Linked DNA regions of Homo sapiens: all the other regions are linked to region 2. The links are chromatin loops, found by intact Hi-C in ENCODE. Cell type or tissue: heart right ventricle. All regions are shown on one strand. Each heading gives the region's core, and the rest is flanking DNA. Links, peaks and the distances in the headings are about the cores only.

Region 1 (7,958 bases), core at 615-5,614, 100 kb after region 2:
ACCCTGTTAAGCACTTGGAGGGGGAGAAGAGGGAAGGAAAAGTGAAAAGATGAATTTCACTTCCTCAATGAGATCAGCAGACATGTAACTGAAAACTTACAACATGAATTGATAAAGGTTATGCTAGAGAGATGGGCACAAGGTACTGTGGAAACTTAGAGGAGGTGACAGTCCTGGGGCCAATCAGAAAAGGCTTCACAGAAGAGGTGACTGGGACATGAAGTCTGAGAATTTCTCTAGGAGGAGAAAAGAAGGAAGAGGATTCCAGGAAAACAGATTTGCTTGGGTAGAGGCATAGAGACCTGAGAGTGCATTTGGCATCTGAGAAACATTAGATGTTCAGTCATTGAGGTATAGGGTGAGAAGCAGTGAGGCAGGAAATGAGGCTGGTAGAGTAGGTTGGGGTCAGCCAAGGAGTCTGCATTTTGTCTTTCAGGCAAGCAGTAGGGGACTCCTGACGACTTTAAGAAAAGGAGTGTCGTGGACATTTGAGAGAGAGAGCCCTGGCATTGAGTTGGAAGATTTACTGGAGGAGGAGTGGGCCTAATGGCAGGGAAGAGACCCATTGGAGGATGCTGGAGGGTCTGGGAGGATGGATCCCGAATACCTGTACCAAGGCAGGGACAGTGGGGATGGGAAGTCAAAACCAGGTTGGAGAGGTATTTAGGAAGAGAATCAAGAGGACTTGATGATCAGCTGGATTTGCTGAATGCTCGATGCCTTTTTCCCCTGTGACTCCAGCCAACTCAGATTTGTCCTTCAGGACCAAGCTCTCTCTGGGAAGCCTCACTACAGTCCTCCGCTTCATGGACATTGAAGCTGTCGTCTCACTGTGCTTTACTAGACTGTTTACTGGTGCCCTCCCACTGTGAGGTCCTTGAGAGCAAGGAGTGTGTGGATTACACACTTATTTCCTCATCCCCTAGCCTACCACTTAGGAAATGCTCAGTAAAGTATGTTGGATAAATGAGAAAGGAAAAAGGAAATAGTCAGTCTAAGGTGACGCCCAGGTTTCTGACTTGGGCCACTGGGTAAATGATGGACTGTGGGGTCATTCATTGAAAACAGAATTCAGATGAAACAGGCTTGGCTGGGAAGAGGTAGGAAGAAGAACATTACATTGGTTTTAGGCATGTTGAATTTGAGATGCCTGGGTCAGGATGCTCTAGATCTAAAATTCTCTGTAATGAGGACTTCTCTTGGATTAACATTATCACTGAGCTGCCCAGTGTTCCCTTGAAGTATTCCATCAATAACATCATACACATCTCCATAGATGACAGAACCAACTCTGAAGATTCTCTTGTACCCTTGCCCCCAGCCCTCCTGCGGGGAGGAGAGGGGGTGGGATCAGCTCACTACAAAGAAGGAGAGACCAAGACTCCATGATAACCGACCACTCTGCAAGCCCCCAGCTGCGCCTGACTTCCCGCCCAAATGGGTGGGTGGGTGGGTCTCTTGTCCTACCACGTCCAGATCCCACTCATACCTGGAAATGGTGAAAACCAGACCTCATCTCCAACATTTACAGAACTTGCTGGTGAGAAGGAAGGAAAAATAGAGAAGGCTGGAAGGGTGGAGGGAGAGAGGAGAGGAAGCAGATCAGAGGAGTAGATGGGAAAGACCTAGAGAGCAGTGGAAGTGGGGCAGGGATGGCCAAGACAGGATGTGGCTGGAGAGGATGGAGGTGGCAGCGGCCACTCCCACCCTCTCAGCCAGCTCCCAACCCCTCTGGCACCTTTGCTATACCCCCATACATCTGTGTGCATGACCATGGTCCTTCAAGTCCTAAACGAATGATTTGCAGAATTTTTTGAATTAGTTCATGTTTATCTCCTCAGAAAAGGGGGATCCCTGAAGCACTTGGGAAGGAGGCCCCACCCAGGCACCATTAGACCTCGAGCCTTCCCCTACCAAGAAAGGCTGTTCCATGGTCTCTAGGTGAGTTCCCTCTCTTCAACCTCCCCATACATGTTTGCCTCCCCAAACCCTGCTCCATGCCTAGGAACCCAGGGCTCCAGCACCTGAATCTGCTCGAAGGGGATCTCAAAGCTGAAGGACTCGTTGAAGTATGGGTTCAGGGTCTTCTTCTTCACGGTTGTCTTCTTCTTCTTGAGCCTCTTGCCATTCTGCATCAGGTGGATCTTCACGTACGGGTCTGCGGAGGGAGAATCCCAACCCCAGAGAGGTTCCCCTTAGCCCCCAGCCTTCCTGCCGAATGTACCAAGGCCTGCCCAGAGCATCGGTCAAGAGGGGGTCTTCACTCCGCTGAGACCAGGCCCTCAGAAAGCCCCAAGTCATGCCATCCAGTTCAAAGGTGGCAAAAGGCTTCACCTCCAGGACCAACTGTGACCAGTTGGTTGTGGCTTCCTGAAGCATTGGGTGGAGGGCATTTCTGAGTCTAAGTAAGGCCTTGTGAGAAAGAGTCTGGGGATTCATCTGTGATCCTGTACTGGGGAGTGGGTGGGGAGTGCTGAAGTCAGGACACACATCTGCTGGGTCATAATCCCAATCCGATCCCCCTAATCTTGCAGACAAGAAACTGAGGCCAAAGAACGGAAATGACCTGCCCGAGGTCACACAGCGGGTCAGTGACAGAGCCAGGCTGGCACTGAAACGCGCTGGTTGGAGCCCATGCCCAGGGCTGATTCTCTGGGAAGGCAGCTGAGGCAGCAGGCTTCATCCACTAGAGCCCTGTGCCATGGGCCAGCCCCATTCACTGCCAGGTAAATGTGATATTCAGAGCATCTTCCACTCCCTTGCCTCACCCTCCCCTTTCCAGGGCAGAGCCAGCAGAGCCTACAGCCTCTTCTGGAAACATGTCTCGATTGTGGTGTCATGCTTTGGGCTAAGCCCTGCTCATTTCCCTGGGAGAAGTAAAATCCTAAGTCACAAACTTATCTGGGGATGAAATTTCTCTGATCCTTTTCTCTGTAGCCCACAGTGCATGGCCAGAGAGCGCTGGGAAGGCAGCTCTGATGGGGACAAGGGGCCCTTGGAGAAAAGGAGGGCCTGGGAAGCTAAGGCTCCCCCGCTCCTCGAGGAGACATCTCAGTCCCAGGGCAGCAAAGTGTTCCTCTTCACTGGAGTGTGCAAACTCTGGGACTTGGTGCTGACTGGCTCGCTGGTGCCACCCAATGGCAGCCAGAAGCTCTCCACGTACCTGAAAGGCCGCCCACGTCCATCTTCTTGAGGTTCTTAGCCTCCAGGATGCAGACAGTGAGCTTCCCGGCCGTGGGCACATAGCGCAGGGAGGTGCAGATGTCGCCCAGCTTCTCCGGCTGTCCAGGGGAAGAGCAGGACTTGGGTCATCTCACCCATCCTAGTGCCTCTCTCATGGCTGACCTCTTTCTTGCCAAAATTAGCAAGGCAGTGATGTGTCCCTGCCTCCCTCATCACCAGTCCCCATATATGTGATGGCCGAGAAGGTCTTCCAGCATCTGACCTTGGGTCCCCCTGATGCAGTGCAACAAAGTCCCTGAAAGTGACAGGTTGGGACCTCAGGAGCCGTGGGCTGAGGATGCTGACAGATGAGGGGGGTAGAGGACAGCTGCGGTGGCAGGACTGAGGGAGGGATCCCTGGGTGGATCTGGGATCTGGGAGGTTGGGAGTATGTTTGGGCTCCCACCCCAGGCCCTGGTAAGGTGGGAAGGTGTGCGAGAAGCGGGTGGGTTAGCCACGTGTCCACCACCAAGGGCCCTGGGGGACTGAATGTCTCAGAAGCCTTCTTTCCCTTAACAGTCCCACCCACCAAGATCTCTCCTTGTGGACCATTCCACTTGTAGTATGATTTGTGGTTTTCGGAGCAATTTGCATCCCTTTTGTTACTATCACTGCAACTCTTTGATGTAAACAAGACAAGAATTCTTTGTAACCAATGAGAAACTGAGGTTCCCAGAGGCCATGGTTTGCTCAAAGTCACACAACAATTTAGCACTGTAGGCAGGCTGAGGACCCAGGGCTCCTAATTCCTAAGGCCAACACCACACTGCAGAGTCAAAGCTGCTCAAAGTCAAAGCCACCCAGGGCAAGACTGACGACATCACACAGGTCCTGGTTCAGGTGTGCTGGCCTTCCTCCCAGGCACAGGGGACAAAAGGGAAAAAAGGATGTCTTAAGCTTCTCTACTCAGCCCTCCATCACTGCCTAGAGTGTGCCAGGTAGCAGGGCCCTGGCCAAGACAAATGATTGATGCCCAGAAGGAAGAATGGCTAAAATGGAGTTTTAGGTACACAGCAATTGCTCAGCAAATATTTAGTGAGTGAATGGATGCTGTAGCAGTTCTGGGAGGACAAGTCCCTTTGCTGAGTATCCTTTAGAACAAACATGAGCTTTTCTTGTGGGTGAACTGAGGCACAGAGGCGTGAATCACTGGCCTTAGGTAATAGCAGAAGCTTAGGAGTAACAATAATAATGGTGTTTTTATTTATTTGAGTACCTACCAAATACCAGTCGCTGCGCTAGGCGCTTTATGCAGGTAATGAATCCTCATCTGTAAAAAAAGACTAAAGGAGGGAACCCGAGTCCAGAGAGTGTAAGCAACTTGCCCAGGGTCACACAGCCAGGCAGTGTGGAGCTGGGATCCTAACACAGGTCGTCTGCCTCCAAAGCCCACCCTGTTTCCATCATGCCAAGAGGTGGAAGCCCACCTGTACATTCGTCTTTCTGCCCAACCTGGCCTCATCTCTGCTCTTACCTCCTCCTTTTCCCCGCCTTGCAGGTCTCTCCACTCCTCAATGGGCTGGCCGAGGTCCACTGTGTTCATAGGCACCTTTACCTCTCCAATGATGTCATGTTTGGAGAAGCGGTCAAAGTCATAGATGGCCATCACCAGAGTTTTGCCCCCAAGCTCCTGGTATGGCACCTGCAGGGCACAAGCAGAATCAGAGGGGGCCAGAGCGACTCACGCACCTCCAGGGGTGCTATGGGCAGGGGCCTGCATTCCAGCCCACAGGGTCCAGGTTAGTGTGCCGAGACAGACAAAGACCAAGGCTTTTGGGGAGCAGAGTGTGAGGGTGGGGTGGGAGGGATCCCGATCCTCCATAGAGGCCGGGGTAGCCCTGCAGTCAAGGCTGCCATTGTTCCAGGCTGAGCCATGGCTAAGGACCAAGGAAAGGTCTGTAGAACTCAGCAGAGAATTGGGATCAGGCAGGGAGCTGGAGTCACCCTTCCAGCCCTCAGCACCTTGAAGGTGAAGGTTTCATTGAAGGCAGGGTTCAGTGTCTTCCGATGGACTTTGGTCTCATATTTCTTCTTCTTGTCAGGAAGGAGGAAGACCTTGACATAAGGGTCTGAGGTGCCTCCCATGTCCAGGGCAGGCAGTTCAGCAGCCTGCAGAACGCCCACAGTAAGCTGTGGAGAGAGATGGGGAGAAGGGGCCTGAGTCTCAGGACTGCTCCAATACCACAACTGGCCCCAGACCCAGCACCCACCAATTCCGTCCCAGAGGAGGCAGTTGGGGCAGGGAAATGGCGGGAGGCTGGTGCTAGAGAGGAAGATTGGTCTCCATTTCCATCCCAAGGAATTTGGAATGGCATTTAGGAAACCTGAGAAAGGGAAATTGCCTTGCCCAAGGTTGGTGGGGAGGTTAATAGCATAATCAACTTGGAACCTTCCCCAAAGCAGGCTAGTGGCCAAGCCAGCATCAATGTCCAGAGCTATAGGCCCTGCAGTTTCCAGCCTGCCTCATTCTATGGAAAGGAGTAGTGCCCACACATCTCTGAGGGAGCTGTTTCTATCCCCCTTCCACCCAACTCCCAGGCCTCTCCCCATTCCCCCACTCTGCCCCCCCACAGCCCTGCATACCTGATTAGCCTGAAAATCATAGTCCAGGGAAAACTGCAGTTTGCCCAGGTTCTCTGGCTCTTTCTCCTCCTCCCCTTCACCTTCCCCCTCAGTCAGGCCTGTCTCTGCGTCGTCGTCATCCTGTGGGAGCTGGGGGAGAGAGGGAACAAGTTAAAAGGGGAGGACCGAGAAGTCTGGCTTAGCACAGGATGACGGGAAACCAGCCCCTCTGTGGTAGACCCTGACTCAGAGCTGTGTGTGGTGGGAACACAAGAGGGAACGTGGCCCTGCCATGGGACCCTCCTTCACGGCCCATCAGAACCCCTAGGTGGCTCCTCTACCCCCAACCCTGTGTTTGAGACATGGCTCTGGTTTGGGCACCACTCTCCTGCCTCTGAGACACACTGTGCTATGGGACCAGGCCCTGTGCCAACTGCTCCATAGCTTCTAGGGGCTGGTGTGGGGGTAGGATTTACTTCCCTTGTAAGCCCTCTCCCAAACACTTTCCCCAGCTCAGGCCCCACGCATCCTGGGCAAGACATACCAGAAGTACGGTCCAGGCAGACAGGAGCAGAGTGAGCCCACAGAGGTGGAGAGAGAAAGAAGAAAGTGATGTAAGAGAAAATCCTGCAGCTCAAACCAGCCCCTGAAGTCACCACAGCCACTCCTCAAGACCAGGAAGGGCTACACCCAAGTCATCCTGGAACCCCTCCCAACACACTCTCACACTCACACACACTGCAGGTTCCTTTTGGGCCCACATACATACACATACCTGCATGTGCAAGGACATATACACACACACATGCACTCAAAGGCCATTTAGATCCCTGGCTTCTGAGATCAAGCCCTTCCCTCCATCCTCCATATGGATTCCTTGAGCAAGAGATTCCTCCTAGTCACCCCCAAACAAACATGGGGGAAATGGAAGCACACAGAGGCCTCTGCAAACTTAAAAGAAGAAAAGGAGCTTTCTAGGCTGACCAACACCAAAAGACAGGGGAAAATAAATTATGATATGATTAATGATGGATTCCACTTGGCTCTGTCTTGGTGCCTCAGGGTCACTCTTCCGCCTCATTTGATTCCCGCCCCATGCCCAGTTAGATGCCTCCCATGAGATATTGTCCTTCAGTCTCTCTGGCTGGAAAACACAGGGTTAACTGATGGTGTCTTGCTGGTGTGGGGCTGTCTCTTTCCAACATTTTGTCCCAGTAGCCTCATTGGGGAGTCAATATATTGTTCTCCTTCACTGTCTTTCCAGGGATGAGTTCATGCTAACACAGGAATAAGGCCCCCCCCTCCCAGGGGCCTCCAGGTAGACGGTGTTATACTAGAGATGTAACTGAGAGAGCCAAGTTTTAAGGAGGGGAGCAGGTTTGGCTGTGGAAGCCCAGGAGCCTTTGCTTCCCCTTTCAGCATCAGGAAAGCCTGGGCTGAGCCCCTTCCAGTCCCCCTCACAACCAATGTGCCCTACCTGACCCCCTTTCATGTCCTTCATGTTCATGGCATTCTTCATGCCTTTGCCCTTCTCCTTCTTGTTCTTCTTCTTCTTGCAGCAGCATTTCTTGCAGATGCAGAAGCAGCAGGTGAGAAGCAGGAGCCCAGCAACCACAGCAATGGCGATCAGTGCCCAGGGTGGTACTGCCCACACAGAGAAGATCCCAGGGTCAGCAGTGCCATGCCTTGCAGCCCCTGACCCCGTAGCATTGGGAAAAATGGGTGAGGAATATGACTGCCATCCCACAATGCCCACACCCCACATTTTAAAAGCCACACACCCATGAGTGATTTGTATGTAAGGTGCATATACTTTGCATGCCTTTTCAATCATGCCTTGCTTTTTTTTTTTTTTTTTTTTTTTTTGCCTACTGTCCTTGTTGGTATAGCCTGCTAGCTGAGAGGTAGCAACCAGGTGGATGCATGGAAGAATATCAGTTTAGCTCTATTGAGTTTTACTAGTGTGATCTATGGAGGACTGGCTCACTCTAGAGAGGATGGGATGATGCTTATCAGTCCTTTGGCCTCTGCCCCTTGTGCCAAGTCTTGAGAGGGCTGATGCATAGCCAGATAGGCAGGCCAAGCTCCTTGAGGCTAGACCTAGACTGCTGCTGGGCTTTGCAAAACCCAACTGGGGATGGGTCCTGGGCTGCTCTCTGTGGTTCTGAAGCACC
Region 2 (7,958 bases), core at 1,475-6,474:
ATACTTTAGCTCATCTTTTCCACCATCATACAGTAAATAAATCAATATATATTTATTGAATAAAAAAATGAGTGGGAAATAAATGATAGGGAAAGATAAATTGCTCTGGAATGATTTCAAGTTTGTTTATGAAGGAATGGGAAAAGATAGGGAAGTTGCTGGAGAGGGGCATAGAATTGAAGGTGGGAGAGACAGGAACATAGAAACGTCTTAGAGGGAAAGATTCAGTAGAGAGGGAGTGAAGGTCCATGTCAAAACTTGAATAGATCTTTGAACTCGTTGAAATGTGTACATAATTTTTGAGGAGATTTTATTAGATTCTCAGTAGTCTTCATGAGATTCTCAAAGGGACCACCGACTCCCAAAGAAAGTAAAATCTAAGCTTCTTAGCATAGCTTACAAAATCTGTTATGACCTAGCCTCTGCCTGCTTTCCTAAAATCACCTATCCTCATTCTCTCTCTGTCCTCCAACTTTCCTTTTTTTGTTGTGTGCTTCATCTTTGCTAAGTTACCTACAGATTCCTAAATCATCCGTGGCCTCTCTTGTTTCTGTATCTTTGTACAAGATCCCTCTATCTATAATGCCTTTTCTCCCTCCCCCTACCCAAGTTCTTTTTACTCTTTAAAACCCAGTGTTCGGTATTCATCCTATATACTCTTGTGTTTCTGTTTTAATACTTACATTCTCTCATTATACTCGTCTGTCTTCTTACATCTTTTCTGCTAGACTAAAAGGTTCTTGACAGTAACCATTGGATTTGTCTTTGTAGTTCTAGTGCCTAAAGACACCTAATTCTTTATTAACAGAATGAGTAAGTAAATGAATTAATAGTAAAAAAGCTGGGGGTGGGGAGGGGAAGCAAGTTGTGGATACAGTGCCTGATCAACTAACTACCTTCCAGCTTTGGAACTTCCTTCTTCTGAGGACTCATGCACATAACTACTTGAGTTGGAATCAGCTCATGCTCTTTCTAAACTCCTTTTCTCCCTTCTCCTGTAGTTTTGTCATCATTTGCCTGTCTTCTCTCTTGCTGCCCCTGTGACACTGTGGGGGGAACATTAATTGTTGGAATATCCCTATATGATTCCTAGAGTTACTTGGGAATTGATATTAGAGAAAAGCTAGTCTAGGAGTTTTAAGAGGTTATGTTGTTGTTATTGTAGCCTAGCTCTGAATTTTCATCTTGTTGAGCCAGGTTTTTCTTTTTTTAAGTGAATATTTTTCCCCAGTATCTGCTGTTTAGGAAATCTCTGTTGGTAACCATTTGATCTTGGGAGGGTAGGGACCTTTCAAATAAAGATACTGAGAACTATTTGGTATGGAAAAAGTACATCTATAACAGGCAGACATCAGTGTTGACCTATTTTCTGGAGATCAAACTAGAAAAACTAAAGTATTACATTTAAAATGTACCTAGACTCAGGCCCGGGTTCTTTGTACACTGAGATGCTTATTTTAAGCATATATTGCTTGAAGTGGCCTCATTATGCATTTTGAGGGGCTTCATTTTGGGATTTGATAACTATTAGGTCTTTTTGGGAATATTCCTGATCAATCAAGAGTTATTCCATGGTTAGTGTGAAACAGCCCTGATCTTGTGATATTTTCCCAGGGTGTCACCCTAACAGACCTTCAAGAAGCAGAAAGGACATTCAGCCGGTCGAGGGCAGAGAGGCAAGCTCAGGAGCAGCCTCGTGAGAAGCCCACAGACACTGAAGGGCTTGAGGGGAGCCCTGAGAAGCATGAGCCCTCAGCAGTTCCAGCAACAGAAGCTGGGGAGGGCCAGCAGCCCTGGGGCAGGAGTCTGGATGAAGAGGTGAGCTCATTTTTGCTGGCATGTACTGTGCTAAAAGCAGGGTAATTAGTTTGGGGAGTATCTTCTTCACTGGTAGTTCAAAGGCTGTGTTCTACCTTGCAATGGACAACTCACTCAGTATGGCTGTCTTTAGTTTGCAAACCTGTGTGACAAAAATTTAGAGGATGTTGGTCCTTAAATGACCATTTTTTTCTTCTGAGAGTTCACTGATGCTTTTGAATAAATGTCCTTCTAGTCTAAAAGGAGAGGTCATAGTATAACAAAATGCAAATAAAAATATAAGCATATATTGAGTGTTTACTTTACTCAATACATGCTTACTTTATGCCAGGCACTATTTTAAGTACTTCTTGTGTATTAATGCATTTAATCCTCATAACAACTCTCTGAGGTAAATATTACTATTTCTATTTTATATATGAGGAAATTGAATCACAGAGGTTAAGGAATTTGCCCATTTCACATAGCCAAGAAGTGGTTAAGCCAGAGTTTGAACATAGGCAGTCTGACTCCACAGCTTGCTCTCTTAACTACTAGTGTATTGTTTTTCAAACTCTTATAAACCTAAGGGGCTTACAAAGCACTCTTGAGTGTCACTGTTGGGAGGGACGTTTTGATTTATGTTTCATTTCTCTAGTGGAGTTGGTAGTAAAAGGTATAAGTTTATATTTAGGGTGAACATAACTCCTGGTTTACCTAAGATGGTTCCAATTACAACTGTTGTCTTTGTGTAATTATCATTACCCCTCCTTTGCACTCTCAAAAGTGTCCCAGTTTGGACTGATAAATGTTATGGTCACTGTGGTTATAGAAGAAAGGTATCTCCTTCTTGCTTTGACTCTGAATGGCTAGATTCTATAAACTGAAGTTCTATTTTGTATTTTGTTTTATAAGCTACTATTTATTGAGTACCTATTACCAGGTATTCTTCTAAGCACCTAACACACATTTTCTTAATTTAATCCTCATAATCCTCTCTGAAGAAGGTGTTATCTCTGTTTTATAGATGAGGAATTTATGGCCCAGAGAAGCTAAGTAACTTATTCAAGGTCACAGCTAGTAATGCTGAAGCTAGAATTTGAACAAAGATCTTTCTGACTCCAAATTTACTACATTTTATTGTATATGTCTTTATAAATCACAAAAATGTGTACAATCTCTATGTCATAAATTTAATGTGTAGTAAGGATTTATCTATCTCTGAGTCTTCCATAAACCAAGTTAAGGCTTATTGTTAGGCTCTATCTGTCCTAATTCTCAGGTTTAAAAAAAAAAAAAAAAAAGACCACAATAGACCAGAATTGCTTGAACCCAGGAGGCAGAGGTTGCAGTGAGCCAAGATCGCAGCACTGCACTCCAGCCTGGGCAACAGAGCAAGACTCCGTCTCAAAAAAAAAAAGAAAAGAAAAGAAAAGAAAACAACAACAACAAAACAAAACTACAAAAAGGAAAATGGGAACTTTAGAAAGTTTCAGTAAGCCTGGTTATGGCAAGGTGGTAGAGTATTCAGAACTCGGTAGGATACTCACATTTATTCTCTGTTCTCAGGTAATCCCTACATTCTGCTTCTTCATGCTCCTGATCTTTTTGTTTCCCTACATAAACCTTGCCTTTCAGCCCTCCATCTTAAAAAGGCCATCATTCTTATTTTCATTCCAAGATCAAAGGAATTTTTTTTACATGGTTAATGCTATCTAGTACCCTTTGGTTAATTGATGAATAATTTGCTTGAACTGCTCTCAACATGATGGGATTCTCAGAGTAGGAGTCTAGCAGCTGTGTTTTTTTTTTTTTTGTCTAATTAACTAACTTTAGCTTAGTTCATTTATTGAGTGCCTATTACCAGGTACTCAATATTGATCATCATCTACTCATAAGCCCCTTAATATAGAAAAAAACATTTTGTATAAACCTGCTGTCCTTACTCTTTAGATGGACTTGATTTCTAATATCTCATATTGTGGATTATTTCCAGCCTATCTGTCATCGCCTGAGGTGCCCAGCTCAGCCAGACAAACCCACCACGCCAGCATCTCCTTCTACGTCAAGACCCTCACTCTACACCAGTTCCCACCTGCTATGGACAAATAGATTTTCAGTCCCTGATTCTGAGAGTTCAGAGACTACCACAAACACTACAACTGCAAAGGAAATGGACAAAAATGGTATGTAGAACTTCAAAAGACACAGGCCCCTCCACAGTGCACATCCCCAGATTCTTAAAGTTCATACTTTATTTTATCTCTGGCCAGAGAATGAAGAAGCAGATTTGGATGAGCAGTCCTCTAAGAGGCTGTCCATCCGAGAGAGGAGGCGGCCCAAGGAACGACGAAGAGGCACAGGCATCAATTTCTGGACAAAGGATGTAAGTGGATTGGTCTGTGCTGAGGCATATCATATTACTCTTGGTCACCATTCTTTCAGTTGAGTTTAAAAGAAAGAGTCCCGCATGGTGCCATGAATCTTGCAGTTTCTCAGGAAGTATTACTGAGGAAAAGAGAAGAAAGACCTAACTAGTGTGGGACTCATTTGGTATGTTCCTGCTAGATTCCCAGTATCTAGTACAGTGCTAAGCACATGGTAGGCACTCAGTAAATAATTGGCAAAGAATTAAAAAACTGGAAATATACAACAGCCATATAAACAAATATAACAAGTGAATAAGCTTGTCGAGTTTTAGTAGTCCTTCCTAATATTCCCTGAATGTCATGTAGTGAGTCAACAATATCTTAATGCCACATATGAGCAGAGATTCTAACTAAATATTGTAGGAGTACTACAGGAAGTTCAAGGAACTTAAAACCTCTAAGTAATACAAGTTCACTTAGTTTTACTGTTTTAGAGAAAAAGTGGAACAAATAACATAAAATAGATGAACTTTGGCTTTAAAATAAAGACAGATATGCCAATGTTTACTAACTACAAATACACAATCAGTAGTTCCATTCATCCTCTTCCATATCTTGTTCTGTAGCCTTCTCATTCAACCTTGTTATTGGCATTTTAAAGAACAAGTGGCCAATAACTTGGACAAGACGACCCTGCCTACCAATGACTCCTTTGAAAATTGGACACACTTTATTCAGTGAGACAAGAAATGAGACAGTAGTAGTCATTCATTATAAATTATTTTTTAGATAAAAATATTTCATTGTTTTAGGGCTAAATTGACTGATAAGTATTGACAAAGATGAAATTAAGTCTGTCTGTCTTGTCTGTCTGTCTTAAAGATATCCCTTTTCCAACTGTGGTTGATTTGACTTTTTAGACTACAGGTGACATTTCTAAGTTGCCTGCCTGTGATGGCTGTGAAAAGTAGCAGTAACAGAGCATCACTTGGAAGTCAATTCTCATTGCCCATGTTTGAAATGCCAAGATGCATAATTGATGGGATCTGACCTTGTTGCTTTCAAGGATGTCTGTGACAATGAGCCTCTTGATTTTCTTCCCTTTTCTTTTTTAGGAGGATGAAACTGATGGCTCTGAAGAGGTCAAAGAAACGTGGGTAAGTGACAAGCCAGTGAAGCATGTCTCTTGAGAGCACAGTCTTGCTCTTGTATGTAATTTTAGTAGAAGAAAGGGCAAGACTTAATGCAGATTTTAGTTGAGAAGGAGTTTGGAGATAGACATTCCTCTAAGAGATGGGGCAGGTGTTAGTTTGTGGTACTATTTTCTCATGTGGTGTAACAGTGCCTGTGCTCTTGAAGCAGTTTCCTACATTTTTCTGTGCCTACTGCCAGTCTTTCACACTGTTATAGGATCCATCATTTTCTCTCTTGTATGTTATTGGATTATATGAAGTACTTTGAAATCTTTGAATGAAAAGTGAAGAGTGATACCAGTTCCTTTTTGGATCCGCACTAATAGAGAGGGACATAAATGTGGAGAATGTAAAACATCAGACAGTCCCCAAGTCATTTATATTTGACTTTGAGATAAGATTAAACATCTGGCATCTTACATAACTCTGCCCTTTTAAGGCCTGACATCCAACTCTTCCCTGCAGTGAAAGGCCTAAGTTCAGCTTTTCTGAAGATACTCCAGGCTCCTGTAAGCCACTCAGACATGATTGGTGGTGGTTTTCTTTTTAGTACTGTTTTCCAAGAAGGAAGGAATTTGGTTCTGACTAAATTAATTGAAATACATGTGCTTTTCTATTGAAATTATGTAAAAAGATGACCTTTTGTATCCTACAACTTATTGGAAGTATGTTTTCAGAGTATATTTAATAACCTGTACTGAAAATTAACATCTAACTCATCTTTAGCAGAGAAGATATAAATAATATATTGTCATTGATCTGCCTATATTTTTGTCTAGATCCAAAACAGACAATAGTAGCCTTCTAGAAAGTAGTGCCTTTAATGACTAACGGTGACATAGGTGAGAATTGCCTGCCCTTGGTTGAAGCTGGGGCTACTTCATAAAGGCAAGCTATGTGGTGTGGAAATAGTATATAGAGGTTCCTTGGGGCACGAGTGTGTGCCTGTGTGTATGTGTATGAATTATAGCAACTCTTAGTTTCTTCAAGGGGCTTGGAAAGGCTTTTGGAGATAGGAAGAGTGAATATAGGAAAGTTCCTTTGGGGAATTATAACTCAAAGCATATATAACTCAGGAAATATAACTCAGAGGATCTGAGTTATAGATTATAGAGTACTGAAATGGAACATTATCCATACAGAATTACATAGGCCATTTAAATCCAGGGAATTGCAAAAGGGAAGGCTTTGTTGTCATAAGAATGTCTTTTGCCAGTGAAAATTCTATTCTCTACTTTTCTAAACTTCTTGGCACTGGAAAATCCTAGCCTAGAGGGTACCAAGTAAGGAAAATTAAGATGATCTTGATGCAGTACTTCCTAGGGAATTTTACTTTAGGACTGTTGACTTGAAAGTATGAAGAAAAGCAGAGACTGTTGCAGTTTGATGTGAAAGGCATTTGTCAGACTAAAAAATACTCCACACATCCAATTGCATAAGGCATCTACTAGTGTTTACCATGTGTCAGGAAAACAACAATGTGAATCAAAAAGAATAAACAGCCCATTATCTGTGGACTGGTACATTTGAATTTATGCAGATAAGCTAAGGTTGCTATAAGAAATATATTCCAAGTGCCAATCTCCAGCCTCGCTAATAGTGCAGGAAGAAAGGCCGATAATGAATCAGCATAGGGTGAGGCATCCTTTTTGTAAAAGTCTTATATTTGCTTGTTTCATTTCTTTCAGTTAAATTCTTAACTGTTTTTCTCCCTTGAGCACTCTCTCCTAATGCTAGCAGGCATGATGCCATTATCTATATGGGCCTACAGAGCCACATGCCTGGTCATGGCCTAGTGTAAATTCCTACATTTCTATTTCAAGACAATCAGTAGTATCTTATGACCACCTCTCTACCCCAGCTCCATTTTCATCCTTCAGGCAGTACAGTTGACTCAGCTCTGCAACAACAAATGAGCCAGTTAAAGCGGAGGGCATTCCATTGAAATGGTGCTGTTAGCTAATCAGCATGGATACAGTTGAGAAGCCCAGGGCAGCTCTTTCCTTTCTTGGTTTTTAGTTCAATAAAACTATATCTGCTATTGAGGTCATGCTGGCTTCCTTCTCTTACCTAGTCCACTCCTTGAGAATTATAATATCTATTATTTTTAAAGTTATCTCTTCCCAAGACTCTAATATCTTGGCTTTTTTTTAACTGAAATATAATTTACAATTAATGCACAGATTTTAAATATACTGTTTGCTGGGTTTTGACACTTGTATGTACCAGTATAACCACTACCCAAATCAAGATATAGAACTTTTCCATCACCTTAAAACGTTTCATCATTAACGCTCAAGAATAAGTGATACTAATCTATGGTGATAGAAATCAGAAGAGTGGTTGCCTCTCAGGACAGAGAATTGAATGGAAAAGATAGAAATCAACCAGCAGTAATATTTAATTTTTTTTTTGAGACAGGGTCTTGCTCTTTCGCCCAGGTTGGAGTGCAGTGATGTAGTCATGGCTCACTGCGGCCTCAACCTCCCAGGCTCAAGTGATCCTACTACCTCAGTGTCCCAAGTAGCTGGGAGTACAGGCACAAGCCACCACACCCAGCTAATTTTTGGAGTTTTTCTAGAGATGGGGTTTCACCACG
Region 3 (7,958 bases), core at 1,588-6,587, 70 kb after region 2:
AATAACCAAAGATATTGATTGTTCATAATGATTTTAAAATATTAAAATTAATGACAGATACATATTTCTGTCATAAGAAATATTTCATAAGAAGGTAACTGGACAAAGGCACTAAGGTTTATAGATAAGTCTGCTCATTTTAGCATTGTTTATAATAGCTAAAAAATTTGAAAAATTTAAGTGTCTATCATAGAAGATTAGTTAAATTATCTTACAGGCATGTAATGGAGAAGACTGCAGTCTTTTTTTTTTTTTTAGTGAGGCAAATCTATTTTTACTTAGATGGCAAGATGTCCACGGTCATAGTGGTAAGTATAGAGAGGAGGAGGAGTTAGACAATAGTGTATGTTATCTGAATTTATTTATAGAACTATGTATTTTAACATATATGCTTGACATTCTGCAAGGATATGAACTAAACAGTTAAAAGTAGTTATTTCTTAGGCAGGATTATGGGGTGACCCTTTCACTTTCTACTTTAGATACTTCAGTATGAACTTTTTCTACAACCATATATTGCTTTTATAATCAGGAAACTCAATAAAGAGATTTCTATTAACAAAAGAAGAAGAAAAAGAATGTTTTGAAGAATGTGGGACTTAGCATCTCTGTGAGTGAAAAGAGGCCACCATTGTCATTAGGAGCTAATTACTTTGCCTCTGCCTTCTCTGTGTCATCCTTATTGCTTCTCTATCTCTTCTAATACTTATTTCAGCTTCCCCACCCCCAGCTATGGCAAATAGCTACCACAGGACAGATACATCAGATGCAATTTTCACAGTTGTGACTCTTCAAACCATCCCAGTTCAGGATGTAGCACTCTGCAGGGCTGATTTCAGTTTCATATGTGCTGCCTTTTAATTTGGAAAGAGCAAAGTCTGAGAAAAATATAAACCAGCGTTAAGGATTTAGGGTGATAGTTGTACACTTAAACAGGTAATCAGCTGAGAGATCCTTCCCTTAATGAACTTACCAATACTGGAAATAAAACCACTATCAACTCTAAGAGCTCAGTTGCTAAAATATGTCAAAATTCTAATCACAGGCACAGCAGTCTTGATGTGGAATATGGATAAGATGGTAGAAAACTAGCTATTTGGGCACTGTGTTGGTATCCCTAAAATGTTTGGGATTCCAGCAAACCTGTAGAGCACCTAAAAGGCATACGTAGCATGCCCTAGTGGCCATTTCATTCCTATTCAACCTCCAGCTCAGATCTCTAAGTCCACATGTTTCTGATTCATTGACAGTTCATTGTAATCATTTTTCCAAGAGCCATTGAAATTCAAGAAATCTTTACTTTTAAAAGCACACTTTTGAGGGAAGCTGTTCAATCCTAAACTAATATGAAAAGCTCTTAAGATTTAAGTCAGCTCATAGGTCCAAACCACTAATTTTTCAATAAGCTTCATTCTTGGCAAATGATGGTCAGCCTCCCTCTCCAAGCTCGTGCAGTTTAGCCCTGAGGTCTGGGAACGCTGGCAGAGAGATTGAAGGAAAGAATGTTATGAGTTGTTTCTGGCCAGGGCTCCGAAATACTTCTTAGAAAAGGCGCAAACTACCCCTGAGCATTACCTTCTCCCCACTACTTTGTTCTCAAAACCAATTTTTATCTTTAATATTATCTCCCACAGGTTGGAATCGGGAGGTAGTAATCCTACAACCAGTGATTCTTACGGTGACCGGGCTTCAGCAAGAGCCCGTCGGGAGGCCCGGGAGGCCCGCCTAGCCACCCTGACCAGCCGTGTAGAAGAAGACAGCAACAGAGATTATAAAAAAGTAGGGTCTTTATTCAATTTTCCGGTTCTTTGGTGACATGTAAACCTCTCAGCCTTCCTCCACCACACCCAGAAAAATTACCATAGCTCTGAATAAGCAGAAGAAAAGGCACTTAAGTAATAATAATTCCTTGCAGTTTTCTGGGTTTACTTCACCTCTCCAAAAAACTAGATAAAGACCCCTTCAGATATTGAGGTGTTTTGTTTTGTTTTTTGAGACAAGGTCTCATTGTTACCCAGGCTAAAGCGCAGTGGTGCAATCATAGGTAACTTCCCTCTCAAACTCCTGGGTTCATAGGGTCCTCCTGCCACAGCCTCCCACATAGCTAGAACTATAGCCATGCACCACCACACACGGCTACATTTTTTATTTTTTATGGAGATTGGATCTCACTATATTGCCCAGGCTGGTCTTGAATTCCTGGCCACAAGCAATCTTCCCACCTCAGCCTCCCAAAGTGCTGGGATTACAGACGTGAGCCACCATGCCCAGCCATATGTTGCTTTTAGTGCAGTAAGTGTATAGTTAGAATCAGGTATTTAGAAGTGTAGGGAAAAGTAAGAAATTAAGAATATAAAAAGGGTGAAAAACCTAATGCTGTCTCTCTGAGCCCCTGAGAATCATTTGGTAGACTGTTATTTTTAACAAACATGTGCTTCTAATAAGGTCCTGTGAATATCAACTAAATACTACTTGGTGTTAGTAAAAAAAAAAAAAAAAAAGAAAAGAAAATCATCATCACTTTACAGTTTATTTCCTTTTTTCTTGTAGAATAGTACCTAACTCCAAGAGTAGACTTAAAAACCTTCCCTTTCAGGTGTTTGCGATACCAGGAAAAACTATTTTTGTAAAGAAAATATTTAGGATGGGCATGGTGGTTCATGCCTGTAATCCCAGCACGTTGGGAGGGTGAGGCAGGATGATCACTTGAGCCCAGGAGTTCCAGACCAGCCTGGGCAATATAGTGAGACCCCCATCTCCACAAAAAATTGAAAAATTAGCTGGGCATGGTGGCTCATGCCTGTAGTCCCAGCTACTAAGTTAGGAGGATTGCTTGAGCCTGGGAGTTCAAGGCTGCAGTGAGGGGTGATCATGCTACTACACTCCAGCCTGGGTAACAGAGCAAGACCCTGTCTCCAAAGGGAATAAAGAGTGCTTGTTCTGTTAATGTTTTGTTAAGCAGAACTTGACTAAAATCAATATACACAGTAGACTGGTTCCAAAAAAAAATTGTCTTTTTCATTGCTCTTTTAAGCAATGAAAATGTCCCATAGTAATGACTGTTTTTCCCCCAGAGATTAACATTATTGAAGTTGGAGCATCATCATTCTCTTTCTGTTCATCACTTTGAAAAAGCAAGAGACCAGTTGGCTGAATGTACTCTGCTCCCTACCCTTCCTTCATTTTCTCTCTCTACCATATAGTGGTGGCTTGGGGCACAGAGCCCTGGGCATTCTCATGTGATGAAATGGTGTGAGTTCTAACGCGAACGCTGATCCTCTTTTTTCCCTCTCCTCTAGCTCTATGAGAGTGCTCTGACTGAAAACCAAAAACTGAAAACAAAACTTCAGGAAGCCCAGCTAGAGCTAGCAGATATAAAGTCCAAGCTTGAGAAGGTGGCCCAGGTAAGACGGAAGAAGAAGAAAAAAGATGAGAACCAAGGGTTGATGTAAGGAAGCAAACTAGACTAGGGATCTAAGGGACAGGAAGTAAGATAGAGTCAAGATCAGGCCTTCTCGGGGCAATGAGATAGAAGCTTCTTAGATTCTAATTTATTTTAGGTTTCAATCAGTGTTTAACTTAAAAAGGAAAACTGATAATTCAGTGAACAATTCCTGATGGTCTGAATGCTAATAATTAATACTATGGCTCATCATCTACTTATTTATTAGTAGAAAAGCATAAACCAGCACTACAAAGCTAGTCCTAGACAGTTCCTCTTGTCCTGTTCATTATGTTTCAGTTCAGTTTATCTACACTTCACCTCTTGGAGAGAGATAAGCAAGACCCTATTAAACCTAGGGCAGAGAGATAACAAATTAAGCCTAGAGAAGTAAGTGGTTTGCTTAGGCCATATAACAAATCAAGGGCAAAGGTGGTGCCACAACATAGGGTTAAGTCCCAAAGCAAAGATTCTGTAGCATATGTTATCTCCCCAAGCCACCACTCTTTTTCAGCCTACAAATAAGGAATATTAGTGGCAGAAAGACTGATAAACTATTTCCTCTCACTGCCAGGTTTGATTTAATTAGATGATGCTTTAGAGGATGCTGGAGGTAATAACCTTGTCACCAGTGAAACAAACTCCGCAGCTGAAAGCTAAAGCAAGCACTGCTTTTGGTTATTGCTGAGTTATCAGGAAACCTATTGAGTTATTTCCCTCCTAGAATGCCTGGGGACTTAGAATTTCGAAAGCTGAACTGAAGTAAAAATGATTCTTTAGCAGGAAGGCTTGAAATGAAAACCAGAGGTGGCTAGTCATTCTGGCAATATGACTGGCTATCCAAAAGCAAAGACTAAAATGCTAGGGTTGTACAGTACCAAATACATGGAGTTTGGAGGGCAGGGGTGTTGATTACCCTCTAAACATCCTATTCTAACCCCTCTGGAATTGCATGAGCAGGAGGGTGCCAACACTTGGAAGACAGCCCCACAGAGCTGCGTAGGACTCCAGCAAGACAGCCAGGACACTCACTTTCTGGAGAAGGGCTTACCCAGGTGTAAAATGTGAACTGCCTGTCAGTTTAGAAGAGCCACCCCCTTTTTCCTGATTATAGTAGCCCAACATGGCTCTACTGGAAATTTCTGAGACTTACTGCAACACAAATAGATAATAACTAGGCTTAAAGTGATTTTGTGGAATAAGAAAAGTAGGTTTCTAAATCTAAAAGAGAAAAATACACACATAGCTATAGCCCTGCCATAAGGCAGCGGGGTGGACTGAATAAATCTCACTCCAACATTATTGAGCCAGGCAAAAAAAAAAAAAAGTCTCATTCACAGTAGACCCTCAAAAGAAATCTGGGGCTAATTTTTATTCTGAATGGCGCCACATATTGGCAGTGGTTTATAAATACAGATCTTATGCTGGTTCTTGTCAGTTATTACTAGGATTGTTTTACAGAAAATTAAAGAGCAGTCATGTGAGGAACCACAGGAAGAGCAGTTTCACCTGCTCCCCACTCTTCTCAGCGGAAGCTTCTGACAGCATATGTCTTGACCTTTAGGGGTTCTCAGCATTTCCACCAGCCCATGCCTTAGAACAGTGAGCAGTCTAACAAGCTGCTGACATTGACTTGCACAGAGGGCACTGAAAATAAAATCAGCCTTTCCAGTTGCTGGGGAAAAGCATTTACTCTCTGGCCCACTGCTTTGCTGGGTGTGTCAAAATATACTTAGTTTTGCCAAATACAAGTTATTGAAATTCATAAGAAATGGTGCTGCTACAAACCAAGTCTCTGCCATTTACCAAAAATGGAGTTGTTTGGCAGGACAGTGGAGGGAGGGCTTCTCAGCCTCACACATTTGTATGGAGACAGTTACCACATGAACATACACAATATTTTTACATAAAAGATCCACCCCAACTCTAAGGGAGTCAACATTAAAAACAGAACAAACAAAAAACTAGTTCTTTGTGTATATAAACCTTGAAAATCATGAAATCATCACAACTTCTACAGCTCCTCAGGCTTAGGAAAGAAAGACTTACGAGGATATTAACAAGCTGTAGGATCTATTTTTGCGTTTTTTTCTCTTCCTTCTGCTTCATAGTAGATGCAGCATAAAGGCAGACAGCCATGCCCTTCCAAACAGAAGGTGAAAGCCCAGGACAGGAGCCAGAATTCTGAGTTTTATTGTTAGTTCTGGCCATTCCTTAATTTTTTTTTTAAAAAAAGAAACTGCTGCAAGAAGACCAGCATAATTTCTATATTTATTTAAATGTTGTCTCTGCATGACACTAAGCAAAATAAAAATAATCACCCAGCAGTTATTAAATGTCTACTGAATGTAAGAAATTCTGCTGAGTTCTATGACCCTAAGGCCAAAAGGGACTTAAGGGTTTTTTATTCCCCTTTTAAGGAAGGGCCATTATCTGAGGTTATTCTGTTTTTTTTGCCGTGAGGCTAAGTCTTTTCAGCCCCTCTGCAAAATTTAAGTCAAAGATGATCTAAAATAAACATTCTAAATCTTTTATTCAAATAAAATTACCTTATCTGGAAGCCCAATATATAAGACAGATGAAAGTGGACTACCTCTGTTCAAAGCAGGGCAGATGCCATGAATGGACTCCTAAGAACCCCTTAAAGCCCACCCACATATGAAAACTGCTGCTCTAAAAGAAAAATGGTATCAATTCCCAAAACAGAAAGAATAGGGGAAAGGGGATTATTTAGACAAGTGCCATTGGCCTTAGACATTCTCGCTCAGGAGTTGCCAGCCTTTTAAAGAAAAGCCTTTTTTTTTTTTTTGTTATTTCCTCTGGGTTGTGATATTACTCATAGAATGAAGAGAGGAGAAGAATGGTGAGATGTAAAATTGTAATTAGCATTGAAGACCTGTGGAGAGAGAGAGAGAGAGAGAGATTGTGTGTTGTAAGTAATTTCTTTGTAATTTCAGGGAATACTACTACTGCCTTCCCCTCCCCAGAGGGAATCCTGCAAACTTCAGAGAGGTGATAATGTTAGGCTTAGAGATCTATCAGAACCTGTTTGCTGGGGATCCCTGCTATAGGGGAAGTCCAAAGTTTTACTGTTTATTTCTAGATGTCTAGTAGTGAAGCTGAACTAGACTGGGCGTTCTACTGGCCCTTAGACAACTTAAATAACAACTGTTTTCCTTCCATTTGCACCAGCAGAAACAAGAAAAGACCTCTGACCGATCATCAGTGCTGGAGATGGAGAAACGGGTATGCGCATGTCTGTTTCCCCCTCCACCCCATTTCATCTCTTCTTTCTGACTCTCTCCCACTTTGTTATTCATGCCAATGGAAAAAGTCCATCTTAAGAAGGAGGGAGTTCTGCCACATTCCATTCCCAGCTTGATGATAAATTCTTTTTGTCTGACTCTAGGCAGTAATTTGATTGCTAGTCCTTTTGATTTCCTCAGATGGTCAGTACTTTCCACATATTTAGTCTTAGGGTGGGAAGGGTCCTTGGAAGGTCATCTCGTACATTGTTCTGACTGTGGGCAGAACTGCATACACACACAACCCATAACATTTTGGTTTACTGTAAATCATTGCATACACACACACACACACACACACACACACATCCAAGGTCTCTTTACCGTTTTCATAACCTTGAACAGAAAGGAAGCTTTCAGTGGGACCCTCTGCCATTTAGGTCTTACGACTTGAAACATGAGCCAACACAGTCTTTCACTTATTTTGACTGAGGGGAGGATTTCTGGTTCAATTGCTGATCTCCTCCCAACTGTACTCAGAATATTATTCTGGGATTTTACATTCTTGGATTGGGAAAATTCAATTAGATTTATTGATGGACCCTAGCTTTGATTTGGCCCTGGAGATATAATATGTTCCCATCTGTCCTGTTGTTGTCTGTTTAATTTGGAAAGCAGCTAAGTTTTACATTTTATTCCTTTGGCCTGTAACCAAACTTCCTTGGTATCCCATCTGATCAAAAACTCCTCATTGGGTTTAGGCTAAACCAAGAGTCAGTTGCTGGGAAAGAGAAATGGAACGGGAGAGAAGCAACTACAGGGGGAGGGAAGAAACTAGGGGGAGAGATGCTGTTTCTTAGACAATGATGTCTACTTCCCGGCTCACCATCTGCTCCTCATCATGAGAGAAGCAGTTTCCTAGGAATTTAGGGAGAGCATTACTGAAGATAATGATGCCTTTTTGATAATAGAGAGCAAGGGCCCTAGTCACTTGCAGACATTTGAAATTCTATGAAATCTTCAACCTGCACAGAGTAACTGAATGTCTTCTTCTGTTTGCATATTAGCAAGTTGCTTCTCCATATATCTACTGATTTTATGATAGGAGATTTAGATAATGTGATTTTTATCAGTGAGGTAGCTCCATCTTACAAGTGGCAGGATCAGATAGTGCTCAGATCTCCTGAGTAAGGTTTGCCTGAGTCAGCAGACAAACCTTTGACCGTGAATCTGCTGATCACACAGCAGCTGGGAGGCAGCATTTTTACTCC

The links. A loop is a pair of places that touch in the nucleus more often than their neighbours do. Peaks named below come from ENCODE experiments on the same cell type or tissue, not always from the same donor. Only the 100,000 strongest peaks of a DNase experiment are listed, where the experiment ranks them.
Region 1: a loop joins it to region 2, with 2.3 times the contacts of the local background. A loop is called at or near these places in 57 of 110 quality-filtered maps.
Region 3: a loop joins it to region 2, with 2.4 times the contacts of the local background. A loop is called at or near these places in 48 of 110 quality-filtered maps.

What each region holds. Positions count from the first base shown.
Region 1 is chr1:202,597,194-202,605,151 of GRCh38, forward strand. It overlaps SYT2 (synaptotagmin 2), which reads right to left. Exons shown (of 9, transcript NM_177402.5): 3 at 7,262-7,428; 4 at 5,806-5,925; 5 at 5,185-5,352; 6 at 4,697-4,864; 7 at 3,164-3,281; 8 at 2,025-2,158. Among named protein-coding and RNA genes, the nearest start is that of SYT2, 110 kb to the right of the region's middle. In heart right ventricle, for the core only: CTCF peaks have their summits at 3,135 (motif pointing left) and 3,342; a DNase peak (open chromatin) is centred at 3,118; H3K27ac peaks cover 440 bases.
Region 2 is chr1:202,491,500-202,499,457 of GRCh38, forward strand. It overlaps PPP1R12B (protein phosphatase 1 regulatory subunit 12B), which reads left to right. Exons shown (of 24, transcript NM_002481.4): 15 at 1,615-1,818; 16 at 3,794-3,983; 17 at 4,071-4,183; 18 at 5,282-5,323. Among named protein-coding and RNA genes, the nearest start is that of PPP1R12B, 150 kb to the left of the region's middle. In heart right ventricle, for the core only: no CTCF peak of the experiment used is centred there; no DNase peak of the experiment used is centred there; H3K27ac peaks cover 1,364 bases.
Region 3 is chr1:202,561,144-202,569,101 of GRCh38, forward strand. PPP1R12B (protein phosphatase 1 regulatory subunit 12B) reads left to right here. Exons shown (of 24, transcript NM_002481.4): 20 at 1,635-1,779; 21 at 3,300-3,404; 22 at 6,635-6,688. Among named protein-coding and RNA genes, the nearest start is that of SYT2, 150 kb to the right of the region's middle. RefSeq lists an enhancer at 6,529-7,201. In heart right ventricle, for the core only: no CTCF peak of the experiment used is centred there; no DNase peak of the experiment used is centred there; H3K27ac peaks cover 4,815 bases.